Linked DNA regions of Mus musculus: region 2 is linked to region 1. A link is a loop called in an ENCODE intact Hi-C map of the cell type or tissue named here. Cell type or tissue: heart. All regions are shown on one strand. Links, peaks and the distances in the headings refer to the core of each region. The heading gives the core; the rest is flanking DNA.

Evidence for each region. Peaks named below come from ENCODE experiments on the same cell type or tissue, not always from the same donor. Only the 100,000 strongest peaks of a DNase experiment are listed, where the experiment ranks them.
Region 2: it touches region 1 in a loop (2.0-fold over the local background); 4 of 42 quality-filtered maps call a loop at or near these places.

What each region holds. Positions count from the first base shown.
Region 1 is chr11:87,517,543-87,521,931 of GRCm38, forward strand. Tex14 (testis expressed gene 14) reads left to right here. Exons shown (of 31, transcript NM_031386.2): 16 at 2,113-2,195; 17 at 3,096-3,377. Among named protein-coding and RNA genes, the nearest start is that of Gm34000, 47 kb to the right of the region's middle. In heart, for the core only: a CTCF peak has its summit at 1,976 (motif pointing left); no DNase peak of the experiment used is centred there.
Region 2 is chr11:87,577,032-87,581,420 of GRCm38, forward strand. The region is part of intron 3 of Septin4 (septin 4); the gene reads left to right. Among named protein-coding and RNA genes, the nearest start is that of Septin4, 13 kb to the left of the region's middle. In heart, for the core only: a CTCF peak has its summit at 2,223; DNase peaks (open chromatin) are centred at 1,430, 2,020, 2,420 and 3,700; H3K4me3 peaks cover 1,960 bases; H3K27ac peaks cover 3,071 bases; H3K27me3 peaks cover 26 bases.

The DNA.
Region 1 (4,389 bases), core at 323-4,322:
ATGCTGGACTACATTTATTATATTTTTTTAAATATTCATTTTTATGAGTATGGATGTTTTGCCTGCATGGATGTGTGTCTGTATACCATATATGTGCATACCCATGGGATCCCTAGAACTCTAGTTAAAGATGGTCTTTTAGCCACTATGTTGTTTCTGAGAACTGAACCTAGGTGCTCTGCAAGTATTCTTAACCACTGAGCTATCTCTTGCTCTTTTGCATTTCAGTGTGTGTGCCACCACACTCCCTCCCAAAGAAATAAAAATGTGGCATATGCATATGATCCTAGCATTTTGGAGGGAGATACAGTTTAAGGTCAGCATCGTCTATATAGTGAGTTCCAGGCCAGGCATGCTACAGAGATGCTCTGTCTCAAAACAAACAAACAAACAAAAACAAAAAACAAAAAAGAGGGCTGGAGAGATGGCTCAATGGCTGCTCTCACGCAGTTCAGTTCCCAGCAGCAACCATATGGCAGCTCAGAACCATATGTAACCAGTTCCAAAGGATCCAATGCCCTCTTCTACCTTCCACAGGCCCTGGGCACAGATAAATGTGCTGGCGAATCATGCAGAAGGAAGTTATAATGACTCATGCCTATAATCTCAGCACTAGGAGGTAGAGGCTGACCGGGGCTACATAGATTTCTTTAAAAAACTGCATAAATACATAAATTTCACTTCACAGGCTATGCTATTTTTTTTAAAACTTCTGTAAATCTATTCTGAAATTTTGAAATTTTTCTCATTGTTGAGCTTTATGTTGTTTTTTTTTCTTTTTTTTTTTTTTTAATTCTGTTGAAAGCAAGGTCATTGTGACTTTAAAAAGTTCAGTCTAGGCATGATGGTACCTGCCTTTGATCCCAGCACTTGGGAGACAGAGGCAGGTGAAATTCTGAGTTTGAAGACAGCCTGGACTACAGAGTGAGTTCCAAGATAGCCAGGGCTACACAGAAAAACCCTGTCTCAAAAAACAACAGAAAAAAATTTTTAAAAAAAGATCCAGTTTTTTTTTCTATATTTTTGGTTAAGTATTCAGGATAGTTTCCCAGGAGCAGAATTCTTTACAGGCTTTGAACATTTTACAGATCTTTCATAGTTGTTGCCAAAAAGCTCTTGGAAGCATCTGGTCAGATCTGATCTCTCATTTCTGGTCCAGCTGGGTGGTAGTGCATTCTGAGCAACAAGGATTTCATAGCTGGGCCACGGATCACAAACTTTTGAAGAGTTGTTGTTGTTATTATTATTATTTATTGTTTCTAGTATTGTTGCTAGTATTTGAAACAGGGGTTCACTTTATAGTCCTGCCTGGCCTGGAACTCACCAAGATCTGCCAACTCTGCCTGCAGAAGACTGAGATTAAAGGCATGTACCCCATGCCCATCCCTGAAGGACTACTTTAATACATGACAAAATGGGTAAAATCATGGGGTATTTAGAGGAAGAGAGACTGCTCTGATTTGCAGGTGAAGAAGCTTGGTTCAGAGAGACTGACATTCACTAACACAAGACAGATGTCCTACTAAGCAAGCAGGATCCTGAAACCAGAAAAACTTTGTTCTTCAGGGTACTTGTTGTGCCTTAAGATCCTTGCATCCGGTGTCAGTTTGGTGCCAGAGAATTTTGATAGAAAGGCCCAAGCAGAACCTTTAATGTGTGTGATTTGTCTTATTGGGGGCAGGGTAGACTTGGCAACAGCCAAGAACAGACACTGTCAGTTTCTTCTACTTCTGAAGATCTCCCAGGAACACTGTTAGAAGTTGGATATTAACAACAACATTATAGAGAGATTTTTACTCACCCTTTTTATTTCTCAGCCAGGAAAGGTGTAGGGAATCAGGGATCCAAGTGAAGAGTTACTCAGCTAACTCGTGCACCCTTATCTGACTCAGGACACTCATGAAGACCTGAGTCATCCAGTCCTCAAAGGGCTGGCAGGTGGAGGGCCTTAGTCTGGTGATGTGGTGCTCTCTGGTGGTAAGTCTGAGTCAGTGCGTCAACTAGGAGTAGGGAAGGAGGGCTATGGGTTTTGAATTCTGTTAGGAACATGAACAAATAGATGTTATTTGTATCTATGTCACTTCTACCCTGAATGATACAACTTTGGATCAGTATGGCGTCTGTGTCTTCTGAAATCTATGCTACTAAGTCAAGAAATAATGAGGATAATGGAGAGGCACACTTGAAATGGAGATGTAAGTATGAAGTCATGGGTTTATTATTTAAGGTAATATTTATTTATTGTTTTTTTTTTTTTGAGACAGGATCTCACTATGTTGCTCAGCTGGCCTTAGCCTCATGATCCCTGAGTATTATGGGTATAGGCATGCAGGCTCAGCTGATGAGTGAAAACTCTAATTCTTGATTATCATCAGTTTTGTTTGTTTTATGGTTCTGGGTGTGAACCTAGGGCGTGCCTTTTAAATCTAGCACAGGCTTCACTGACTAGGATCATAACACTGTTTCATACACACGAACCCTTTTCTTCTACAAGACTGTTGGATAATGAAAGCACAGCTCTTCTGATTAGACTGTAGAAGAAAAGTGCTTTCCTATTTTTAAAATTGTAGGAAAAGTTTCTATCATCTGTATAGATATATATTGTATAGCATGTAGTAAAACAGTGCACAGTGTATTTAACCCATAAACGTTATTAAAATGGAGAATATGCAGTGTTTCTCTCACATACTCTGTAATACTCTTCTGTAACAGCTTCCTAGGTGTGTAGTCGCTCCCAAAGATTTGGGCTCAGTGTGGTCTAGAAAGGTCAGGCAAATGGTGAGTTCTATAACCTGGGAATTTCAGTTAGGATTTTCCTCATTGAGTCAGCAGAGGATCCACCTGTAAGTTCTCTACTGCTTGCAACTGGAATTCAGCAGCATGGGATATTAATTGGGGGAATTTCCTGTAGTCGGTCGTAGCTCTTTGTCATCCCCTCCCCTTAAAGGCAAGCGGGCAAGATAAGGACAATGAAAGTGTACTCCAGCAGTTATTGTTAGGAGATGGCTGCAATAGTATTCTATCTTTTAAGGTTAAAATTTCTTGTCTCTAGTGTTTGCAGTGATGTTTTAAATGCTACTTTCTCTTGTGCCCAGTGGCAGTAAAAGAAATGGCAGAGAAAGCAGTTTCCGGACAGCTCTTATTACCTCCTTGGAATCCTCAGAGTAGTGCGCCTTTTGAGAGTAAGGTTGAAAATGAGAGCACTCCTTTGCCACGGCCCCCAATTAGAGGTCCTGAGAGCACAGAATGGCAGCACATTTTAGAATACCAGAGGGAAAATGATGAGCCCAAAGGAAATACGAAGTTTGGCAAAATGGACAACAGTGACTGTGACAAGAACAAGCACAGCAGATGGACAGGCCTCCAGCGCTTCACTGGTAAGTTCATTGGAGGAGCTGGTTGGGTGATCTAATTTGCCAGCTCTCAAAATGTGTGCACTTCTAGCGTAGTCCCTTTGCTTGGTCCTGTCTCCTTTGCTGAGAACCCTGTGTTCAAAGGTGAAGAAATTAATTTCCCTATAACTGAAACAAGATCCCTTTGTCCAAAGGAAGTAAAATAATCTCCAAGTGCTGACCCTGGCCCCAGGTCGAGCCTAGTAAGGAATCAAACCTTTCTTACCTGAGGGCAAACGTGGGCCATTATTCCCTAGTGAATGTTTCTTTGTTTTTTAGACAGCCCCTTTCAGTGTAGGCCAGGCTAACCTTCGTGTTGGTAATGCAGGTTATGCTATCATATCCAGCCTGCTTTTTTTCTTTGCATTGCATTTTGAACTTGAAATAAACCTATTGAGTCCATGTGGCATTTACTGTCATTATAATTGGTTCACAGTCAAATCATCAGATAATTTTTCAGATACTGAAGTCAAAGAAAGAGACATCTAAAGTTGACACTTAGATTTTCAGAAAATCAATTGGCATCTTCTCTCTACCTTGTGAGAGAGGCAGACAGAGACACAGAGAATATGAATCAGTGTGTGTAAACCCTACTTTTGGAAGCATGAAGCTTGAGTTCAGATTCCCAGCATTGAAGTAAAATTTAATCGTGACTGCCAACATCTGTAACCCTAGCCCTGGAAACCCCAGGTAGATCCCTAGAGCACACTGGACACACAACTCATGCAAATCTGTGAATTCAAGGTCTACTGAGAGACTGTCTCAAAAGATAATGTGGGGAGGGATAGAGGAAAATGCACAGCATCTGTCTCTGACCTTCACATGCACACATGTGTACCTTCATATACATGTGCAGTCACACACACACACGCACACACACACACACACACACACATAGAAAAGAAAAACCATACAGAGTAGCATATACACTTATATTCTTAACACTTGGGAGATGGAGGCAGGAGGCTCAGAAGTTCAGGTTATCCTCAGCTGCATG
Region 2 (4,389 bases), core at 161-4,160, 59 kb after region 1:
GGTGGCCGGAGGATGCTGTGAGTAGCCTAAGGTTGATACTCAGATGGTACAGCCACCGCAGGCTGCTGCTACCATAGACTTCCAACAGCACTGGACTTCCCCTTTTGTGTCTTTGTTTTTTCTGGGTGCAGCTTGGTAGCTCCTGTCTTCCACAGACCTTTGTCTAGAGCCTATGTACAGCCTCAGAGGGTCCTTCACTGAAGCCGAGCTTGCAGCCCCCCCTCCCATGCCTCAGAGACCCTTCAGGGCTAAACCTGTGCCTTGTTCCCATCTGCCTCTAAGGCCTATAGAAGCATACAGCACACCCTCTGTCCACAGTGCATCCATGTTTAGAAAGCCAGAAGGAACAGTTAGAAACTTAGAAGCCATCTATTTTTGTCCCCTTAATTTCAGGGGATGGAAAGTGGGGCCTTGAGGTGAAGTGAGTTGCCTAAGGTCTCCCAACTAGATAGGTTTCTCTCAGCTTGCTGGCCAGCACTTGTACTGCGAGGGTGATAGCTGTAGAGTTTAGCTTTGCCTGAAGCATATTCAGGCAGAGGCCAGTCAGCCAACCTGCCCTTGGGGAAGGGCTTTTGGGGGTCAGGGAGGGACATGTTTCTGGAAACTTCCACAGGAGCCTGACCAGTTCAGACCCTACTCAACTCAGGAAATCCCTTCCCAACTCCTGGTTCCCAAGACTCTACCTTTAGCTAGCAGCTGCTCTGACCCTTCCGACCTTCTAATGTTCCCAGAGCTGCTCTGACTGCATTTCATTTGCCTGTCGGAGGCATGGCCTGCCTTGCTGGTTATGCTCTGCTGGCCTTTCCAGAGGGCCTCCCGAATCTGCTTTGCCCCAGGCAAGGCTACCCCTTCCCTCTTAGAGCCATTCTGCCTCTTCATTCCACCCAACCAGCAGATGATCTCTGGATAATTTATGCAGCAAATCCTCTTTAATCTTTAATCTGGGGTCTTGAACAAAAGGAACCTGCCGCTAACCTGTGTCTTTTTCACAGCTTGAGTGGAGGTGGGGAATGTCTGACATTTCCCTCATAGGAGGTGTAGTGTGGGTATGAGCAATGAGTAACTTGGATGTTCAGTCAGCTCACTCCCCTAAATCCTTGTTGAATCTCCGGGAGGTAACTCCAACTCTTGCCACAACTCACCCTCCCAGCAGTCTCTCTTCCAGGGATGCCAGGTGGGCAGGTTTATTTTTCTGTGAGAACTGACTCGAGTTCCTACGGTGCAACACTGCCTGGAGAGACTATTTTAGAAAAAAAAAAAAAAAAAGCAGTTGCCCGGTGCAGCCCTGGGCTTCAGGAGAAGCTCACGCAGGCACCGGTTGTGGCTGCAGAGGTACAGGCCCCGCCCCAGGCCCGACTAGCCCCGCCCCACCCTGCCACCAGCGGACCGCACTCTTGCAAGGCTAGTGGGGGCCCCCGCGGTGCAAAGAGGTCGGTGCGCAGCTCGCATCACGGGTGACTGGGGCGCTGTCCAGGAGGAGCTGGCCCGGCTCGGGCTGCAACCATGGTAAGGAGAGAGGACAGCCAGAAACGCAGGGCCTGCCACTCCGGGGCTGCTCCGAGGGGACACTCGGCGCTGCAGCTCTGGCTGGGCAGGGCGGGAGGTACTGTCCCCGGCTCCGGGTTCCGAAATGCACTGCTGGCGCTAGGCGCGCCGCGTTGCCGTTCTCAAGTTATTCTTTCTGAGCAGAGCTGCTTTGAGCGGGCCGAGACCCCCAGGGTGCTGCCCAAGGTCTTGGAGGAAGGACTAGGTCAGTTTTGTGGGAGGTGCCTGCTGGTAGCCTCTCGTGATGGAGATAAGGATGGTAGGGGGTCCCCGCCCCGTGCCCGAATAAGCTGTGTTACCTGGATGGCCCTTCCTCACCTACCTGGGGTACAGAGACCAGCACCAACTTCCTTTGGAAAACACAGAGGAAATCCGTAAACACAGCCAGCCTCACTAGAAGGGATGATGACAGAATGACCCACATCCCCTGGACCTTTCTCGGAGAGGAAGAGGCAAGTCCAGTATCCTATTGTGCAGGGGCGTGATCAGCTCTATCCCTTTGCCTCCCGGTCCAGAACCATGGGAAACATTCTTCCTGCTGCATCTACCCCGTCCCTGCAACTAGGTCCTTCTGCAGTGTGTGGGGGTTGGTGGGGGGAGGGGGGGCGGGAGGGCGGGGGACTCGTTTCTGCCACCTGCCTGTGAGAAGAAAAGCTGTAACCCCAGATAAAAGTTTTCACCCTTGTCTCTGAGGATATCAGCTCCTCTGCTGTTGTCCTGCCAGAAACAGTGTATGGGGGTGAGGGCTTCCGAGCCACACACCACCCTCTTCTTCCAGACCTTGCCTTCTGCATGGGGAGACACAAGCTGTTTACAGCAGGAGGGGATTGGTGATCAGCCCACAGGGCAGGATGTTGGCTGTGAGCAGCTGCCAAAAGGGAACTCTCTGGGCCCTGTGGAATCAGAAGCTTTCAGGTCTAGAAAGGCCACCCTTTCGGCCTTTCGTCTCTCAAGCTGTGTCTAGGCAGAGGCCCAAGTTTTGGCCAGGAAGTGTTAGTGACCCTATGACCTACTCAAAAGGGGGTTCCTGGGAGAGGCCAAGTTGTGCTTGTCCTCATCCCAGTTCCCCAACTTTCTGCCCACATGGGAGATGGACAGACTGATTGTTCTAAGATAGACACCCGGGGCAGTACTGATTATCCCCAGTGCTAGACCCAGCAGGAACCAGGGGGGCTTTTTCTGCCACACACAAAGTTCAGTTCAGCTGAGGTCTTTGGGCTTTCAGCTTGGCTGAGGCCACCCTGCTCTTTTCTAGCTAAAGACACCCCATACTCCCCAAATGTCCAGTTTCAGACCTCTGCACTCACAACCAGCCAAATGCTTGGGCTGACTGGTTCATGTCAGGCCACACTTCTCTGTGTTGTGTCTTGCCAGTGGAGAAGGTCAGTACCCTGGTTCCTTTGGAAATAAGTGCAGAGACGTCCAGCTGAAGAGCTCTAGCAAGTTTGAATTTCCACATGAAAAGAATGACAGGGCACTATTAATGACCAGTGTGTGACTTGAGACAAACTTCAGCATCAAATCAGCTTGAGGTGTTTGTTACATGGGAGTTCGCTCTCTCCTCAGCTGTCCTGGGAGAAAGGAGAGACAAAGAAAGACCTTAAAGCCCCAAAACTAAGACGCTATTCAGGCTCGTAAAGAGTATTTCTGCCCCAAGCAGGAACACTGGCCTCCTGACTTCTAGTGGTTGCGCCATCTCTATACCTCCACTAAGACCCTTAATTGGTCTCTGGAATGCCAGCCTCCTTTGCTTTGAACCCATGCTCCTTGGAGACCAAGTGCTCTACTGATTTTGTGGGAAGGATAAGGTAGTGGGACATAGGTCTTTGTGAGTACAGAGGTCGTGTATCTTTGGATGGCTGATGCCCGGAATCCATGGAGCAAAAGACTCCTTTGTGGCTGGAGTTCCCTGCAGGGAAATCTAGCAGCAGTTTTCTGGACAATGGGACAGCAGCTTCTTCTGGTTCGGGAAGAACAATGGGATACTTGGGAAGAACTGTGGGGCCATTCCCATGGAACCTGTATGCAGGGGATTATCGGGCATTCCCACCCTCTTTTAGCGTTGCTTAAAAGTTAAAGACCAAGATGGAAGGGATTGGAATCTTTGGACACAGGTTCCTTGGTTGGCCTTCGCTATGTACTTATGGGCCGAGAGTCACCTTAGGGATATATGTCCCAGACTTCAAGCTGGCTTCAGTGTCCTTAGGGGTTAACAAGAGAAGCTAAGTGGATCAAGCCTGTGCTGCAGACTTTGTTGGGAGGTTGGTGCTGTGCCCACCGGGGTAGGAAGCAGGCAGGCGGCGTGGGACAGCCAATCAGAGGAGGAGGGAGCTGCAGAGGCTCTAACTGACCCTGATGCAGCTGAGCCGTCCTTGGAGGGTGGGAGCCCAGGGGAGAGGAGGGGAGGGGCGGGGGTGGAGAAGAACATTCCACAGAGACAAAGTAGGGTCAAAGAAAAAGGGGGAAGGAACCAATCAGGAAGCCAGATGACAGCAGGAGCATCAAGAGAAGCCTGTTTCTGTGTGAGGACCCTTGCCTGGAGATAAAGTTAGACCTAGAGCGTGCTGACAGGGGTCTCAAGTGTGGGGCATGGACCATTCACTGGGATGGCAAGGGAACTCTGTCCCCGAGGACGGGACTGAAGCTGGGGTAAGGTGGTGCTCGGGGAGATGGGTAGACCTAAGTGGTCTTCCACTTGGCCTTGACAGGCATAGGGGCTCAGAGCTGGTCCCTGGCAAAGCTGGAGGAGGTGGATAGACAGATGGGCAAAGAACCTAGTGCCTTAAACCCCTTGTCTGGAGTCCTTTGGCCTTCTCCATGCTGATGTACCATCAGGTCTGGCAG